Regions from separate parts of the Mus musculus genome. Here region 2 is linked to region 1. The links are chromatin contacts, found by Hi-C in ENCODE. All regions are on one chromosome and are shown on one strand. The core of a region is the stretch at or near the end of the contact, and the rest is flanking DNA. Distances in the headings are between cores, read along the strand shown.

Region 1 (3,146 bases), core at 372-2,871:
ATTGATAAAGGAAGTTAAGAAAAGTATCCCATAGTATCCCCCCACCCCATGCACACACACAACAGCACATCTGAGGTGGGATTGGGGATGGAGATAAAAGAAATTCTCATGCATACCAAACAATGGAATAAAATTATGTGGAGAAGGTAGAATGGAAATCCGACTCAAACAGGAAGTAATATCCTCGTTAAAGGGCACACGCCTTTAATCCCAGCACTTGGGAGACAGAGGCAGGAGGATTTCTGAGATCGAGGCCAGCCTGGTCTACAAAGTGAGTTCCAGGACAGCCAGGGCTATACAGAGAAACCGAGTCTCAAGCCCCCGCCCCACCCCCCAAAAAAGAGAAAAAATAAAGAGAAAAAGAAAAAGAAAGAGAAGGAGGAGGAGGAGGAGGAGGAGGAGGAGGAGGAGGAGGAGAAAGAGGAAAAGGAAAAGGGAAAGGGAAAGAGAAAGAGAAAGAGAAAAGAGAAAGAGAAAGAGAAAGAGAAAGAGAAAGAGAAAGAGAAAGAGAAAGAGAAAGAGAAAGAGAAAGAGAAAGAGAAAGAGAAGGAGAAGGAGAAGGAAAAGGAAAAGGAAAAAGAAAAAGAAAAAGAAAAAGAAAAAGAAAAAGAAAAAGAAAAAGAAAAAGAAAAAGAAAAAGAAAAAGAAAAAGAAAAAGAAAAAGAAAAAGAAAAAGAAAAAGAAAAAGAAAGGCATTATTTTTATGTTGAAGACCGGAACCTGCATTACAGGCTTATAAGGACTAGCTCGTCCTTGGTCTGGTACAGAGCAGAGCACCCATTCCAGGGCTTGGTGACTATTAAGCAAGCACTCTACTGAGCTACATTTCCAGTCTCAAAAAGTTTTCTTCTTTTAAATGGATGATATACATTAAATAGTTACAGTATTTATACGCCATTAGATAATTTTCTCAAGTGTATAGACCAGCCTGGTCTTGAACTCAAATATCCACCTTCTTCTGCATAAGGACTACATGCACTACTATGTCAAGTTGCGTTAGAAAAAATTAAAAGAATGTTTTAACGTTTTAAATTACAAATATAAAGATTTAAAGTAAGTCAGACATTATATTCTATGCATCTATTTAAGCTTATAATCAAACAAAAATTTTAAAACTTCACTTAAATGGCCTGGGAGTGTACTTCAGCAATCTAGTACGCAAATGTAAGACTGTGCATAAATATATAAGGTTCAATCTCCAAAACCCAGGAAGGAAAAATTGCTAGCTGGAGAGGGGCTACAACCTCTGACAAAGTAAATCACCCAGTATCATTCAGGTACCCTTGCTTTTCTGCCGCACTTAGGCGTCCCCCACCCCCATCCTATAGGCTTGCAGCGTCCTCTTCGGGAACCCAGGGTGACCTCCCTCCGCCCCGCGCTAGCCCGTTCTCCCCGCCCCGGGCTGCTGTGTCATGGCTGAGCGGAAGTCGCTGCCTCAGTGAGAAGAACCGTCCCTAAAATGGATGGCATAAGCTTCCTCCTCTCCCTCCCACGGCCTCGTCTTGGCATCCCAGGTCAGACCGTACCTTGCACTGTCCCGAACACTTCGTAGTCCACAGACTTGAGCAGCTCGGTCATGGCGGCCAGCCTTCTCCCGAGCAGCATTAGCTGGGTATGTGGCGCGGAGACTGCGACAGCCGCCAGGGGAGGAAGACTTATGGGCTCTGGGACCGACGCCCAGAAGCCAAGACAAGAGCGCGCTGGGTCATGCGTAAGAAGATGGCAGATGACCGTTGTACACAGTGAGGGCGACGGGACACCCGGCGCTCGGGCTCCCTAGCAGGGTGCTCCCTCTCTGCGTTCCCCAGGACCCGGTTCTCTAAAGAAAACGGAGGTCGGGCATGTGAGGGGATTAAACCAACTAATATCTACCCACCGACGTTTATTTGACACAAAAAAGGTTTTGTTTTGTTTTTTCTATAAGGATGAAAATAAGAGGGTGACTTGTTGAGAGGACAGAGCGGGTAAAGTCTAAGTGGGTAGAGATGAGAAGGATAATAGGGGGAAAATTACCAAAATTCATTATATGCAAGGATAAAATGTCAAAGAATTTTTAAGTTTTAGGTGATTTTATATAGGTACACTGTAAAGAATACATAGTATACCCATGGGTACACTGTAAGGAGATTAATTCAAGCTAATTAACTTTCATCTCTGATTTCATTTAAGATTTCAACGATTTTAAATATATATCATTCTTAACTATACTCACCATTGTGCAAATATATGATAATCTCCACTTCATATGAAGAAAATGTGTGCCCTTGAAACAATATCCCCATTTCCAACATCCTGAGGTGGACATTTGAAATGAAGGACCTGCTTAGCTTAGTGGCACAAAGGGTATTTGGTCAGTGTGCTGGCTAGTCTTGGCACAAGCTAGAGTAATCTTAGAGGAGAGAACCTCAAGTGAGAAAATGCCTCCATAAGATCTAGCCATAAGGCATTTTCTTAATTAGTGATTGATGGGGGGGTGGGGGAGGGAGCAGTGGAACCCAGCCAGTTGTGGGTGATGCCATCCCTAGTCCAGGGATCCTGGGTTCTATAAGAAAGCAGGCTGAGTAAGCCATGTGGAACAAGTCAGTAACCAGTCCCCACCCCCACCCCACCCCCCATGCCTCTACATCATCTCTAGGTTCCTGCCTTGTTTGAGTCCCTATCCTGATATGTACAGTGCTGTGGAGGTATAAGCCAAATAAACATTTTCCTCCCCCAAGCTGCTTTTTGGTCATTGTGTTTCATGGCAGCAATAAAAACCTTAACTAAGACAGACAATGAATCAATTCTGAAATGTTCTGACGGTGCCAAATCTGTGGTGATTCTGAGATAAAGTTAGGCTTGATCTTTTCATTCAGGCTGATGAATCTGAAAGGTGCCTTGTGGTGATTTGGCTAGCTTTGTTGCCCATACAGACTGTGTTTGAATACTTGGGCCCATGGGAAGTGGCATTATGAGGAGATATGGCCTTAGTGGAGAAAGTGTGTCCCTGTAGAGGCAGGGCTTTGAGGTCTCCTATGCTCAAGTTATGCCCAGTATGGAATCCTGTCACCTCTTAGTTACCTTCAGACAAAGATGTAGAATTCTCAGTTCCTCTGGCACCATGTGAGCCTGCGTGTTGCCATGCTTCTGGCCATGATAATGGACTA
Region 2 (3,146 bases), core at 329-2,828, 550 kb before region 1:
CTTTACCAACTAAGCCATCTTACACGTCCCCACGCCCTTTTCCAGAGTTACCTCTCCTGGTGGAAGGGGCCTTTTAAAATGTAAATTGCTGCACATGTTATGATCACTGAGGTGACCCTCTCTTCTCCAAGGAGGTGAGGCTAATGGTAATGGAGTACAGTGTAGAGGCTTTGGACTGGGCATCAGGACATATACTCAGACTTGGGCCACCTCTCTGTGCCTTGCTCTAAGGAGCAGCAGGCAAGGGCCTTCCTTGCTCCTAGTTTCCAGTGAATCTAGTGGATGTTGCTCTAGTTTCCCTCCTTTAATGAGGAACATGATGATATTTTCTTCTTTTAGTCTAGTGTTGGTGGCTATGAAGACCAGACAGTTGAACACCTCACAAATACTTCCATGAGCTTTGGTATCTGAGAAAACAAAACCCAGTAGTAACTTACATCATCTTTGGCTTGGAAGAGGTACTCGTTTCCATCACTTAGTCTGTAATTTCAAGAAAATTACATTTTATAATTATGTAGGTAACAATTTCATATTAGAAAGTTAAAAAATATAAATTAAAAATACAGGCCAGGTATGGTGGTGTACATCTTTAATTCCAGTACTCCGGAGGCAGAGGTAGGTGGATCTCTGTGAGTTTGAGGCAAGCCTGGTCTATAGCTTGATTTTCAAAATAGCCAGGCACAGAGGAACTTTGTCTCAAAAAGCAAAACAGAACAAACAAAACAAAACAAACCCAAACCAAACCAACCAAACAAAACCCCATGATCCCCTTATCTAGGGTGGGTCACAAGCAGGCCATGGGTTTACCTCAGAGATGTCAATAGAGCTCTCCATGGGTTGATGACCAGGCCTGGAGATGTGCACTGGCCCGACAATGGCCCCTGGTCATTATGAAGTCACACATTCACCAGATAAATCCAATATACACAGGCAATCTGGTGCTTTAATCCAACAGAAGGATCAAAAAAAAATTCAACCTCTGAAAGGTCTGGCTTTGTTATGGCCAATACCACTTGGATTCTTAATTTCTGACCAGAAATGAATTCAAGAGAAAACTTCAAAAAAGGTGAGTACTCTTGAAATTCTAGCTTCTGAGTTTGTGTCTTCCACATCTGCAATTTCTAGAGTTACCCAACTGACAATAAAAAAAAAGACCTCTAGATTTTTCTTATGGAAATGAAAGCAGTCACACCCAGGAGGCCATCAGTGTGGCACTGTGATGTCTGGTACTATGGGTGCAGCAGTAGGAACTGACTCTGAGGTCCATGGAGGGGGTGCTAAGATGGAACAGTTAAGAGGTCAAGTTATCTGGGACTCTCATGACAAAATGTATTTTGAAAATATATGTATGTATGCACACTCGTGAATGTCAAAAAGACAACCTGCAAGAGAGCCTTTCCTTTCCTCCTTTCCACCACGTGGGTTCTGAGAAGGAAAGCTGTATAATCAGGCTTGGCAGCAGGAACTGTTGCCACTGAGCACATTCTCACCCCCTTGCCTTATCTTTTTACACTTTGAGAAATGAGATGGTTTGCCAATATCCAAACACAAGGAGCATGCGTGTGGATGTGGTGTGAGGGGGTGTCTTCCACAAGGAGGAGTCATTTGGATGCAGAAGTGTGGGAAGAGCTGGGGAGGATGGCCTGTCCCACCCAAGTACTTCCTGTTTGTCTCCTCAGGCTCTAGGATGACTCACAGTACCTATCTGAAGCAAACATGGTAATTCCTTAGTCTGCATAAGCCAGAAGGACTCAAAATGGGACTTTAAAGCTCCCATTATATACTGTGACAATTATGGCCCACAGCAGTGTCGGGGAACAGTGTGTTCCAGGTCATGAAATGAAGGCTCCTTTTCCTCTGGGTCCAGGTGCACAACCAGGCCCAGGGAAGAGTGACCTTGGTTCCTCAGAATTAATCCAGCAAGTCTCAGTAGGCTGTGTGCAGACTGGATATTCACTTTCTTAGGGACTGAGAATGGTAGGAGGAGGCACGGCCATCACAGTACCTTAGCGGGAAAGCCAACCTCTGTGAGATGAACACACCCAGACAGCCATGAGCTTGAAAACTCTTACCTTAGCTTGAACACGTGCTTCTTCTTTTTGTAATCAAGGGCCACTTCGCAGATGGCCTCTTTCAAACTCACAGGGACCTCACTGTGGTAGGGGATGCCAGAAGCAGCACTCTTGGCATCTTTATAGAAGCCCATTTCTTGGTTATTTATGACACAATATACATTGTGCCAGGACCTGAGTGGGTACAGCAGAGAAAGAAGTATTAAGGCTCTGCGCTCACCTTTGCTGAAAGATCTTCACAAACAGGCTACCCCTTATTCAAAGCCTCTCTAAACTGAACCTATACCAAATATTAGCCCTGAACTCAGCCTCTTTGGAACAGCGCATATGCCTGAGGCGCAGCTGGGGAGGGATACGGCTCTGCATCAGAGAACACGTGAGCTGCTGTCCCTTCTATCACATGCGGCCTTTGAAGCTTTTCACTCATGTTCAGGAACACAGACAAGGCTCCTTATTCTCAAGCACAATCTCCCCCAGACTTAGTGACATTCTTTCTGGGGTTCAGCTACTGACAAGAGGGTAGATCCAGGGCCATTGGTATTTATGGTATCCCTTTGGGGAGCTACACTCAGGTGTGTGCCAACAATACCCAAGGGGCAAACTGTCAGTATACGATAACTTAATGAGAACATCAGACCGTTACCTTATCCAACACAGACACAAGTCCTTTGTACAGTAGACACTCCACATGTACAGTAATCTAGACATATGGCAGACCAGCTAAGTTGTACCAGCTTTGGAATTAGATGTGGTTTTCATCTCAGTTTTACTATTTACTAGATGTCTAAAAAAGTATGCTTTTTTACAACCTCTCAGAGTCACTACTATCTCATCAGCTAAATAATAAACTTAGAGACTGGTGGGAGATGGTCATCTCAAGACTCATATGGAGGAGTGAGTACCTGTGAAAGCCGGATCCTACTAGGAACCCTACAATGAGGTCACTTCACTTCAGGAGACTGTTCAACTTTGCTCTAGTGAGCGCCTCCTCAGGACAAGCCTCAGGCCACTCCTGCGATTCCTGCCAGCTACATCTCCTGAGCTGAGTGTCACTCTCACTCCGATTCTCAACAC

The links. Hi-C counts contacts between places; a loop is a spot of excess contacts on that map.
Region 2: a map of T-helper 1 cell shows a loop between it and region 1 (2.0-fold over the local background). The contact joins the enhancer-like site here to the promoter of Acyp2 in region 1. A Hi-C loop is called at or near these places in 13 of 37 maps with a recorded cell type or tissue (ES-E14, Patski, T-helper 1 cell and 4 more).

What each region holds. Positions count from the first base shown.
Region 1 is chr11:30,647,775-30,650,920 of GRCm38, forward strand. It overlaps Acyp2 (acylphosphatase 2, muscle type), which reads right to left and starts at 1,622. Exons shown (of 4, transcript NM_029344.3): 1 at 1,527-1,622. The coding sequence starts at 1,605.
Region 2 is chr11:30,101,176-30,104,321 of GRCm38, forward strand. It overlaps Sptbn1 (spectrin beta, non-erythrocytic 1), which reads right to left. Exons shown (of 35, transcript NM_175836.2): 33 at 2,073-2,246; 34 at 438-480. Among named protein-coding and RNA genes, the nearest start is that of Eml6, 77 kb to the left of the region's middle. Within about 2 kb of position 1,579, at least 1 of the 3 ENCODE cell types and tissues checked has a DNase peak (open chromatin) inside an H3K27ac peak, as active enhancers do.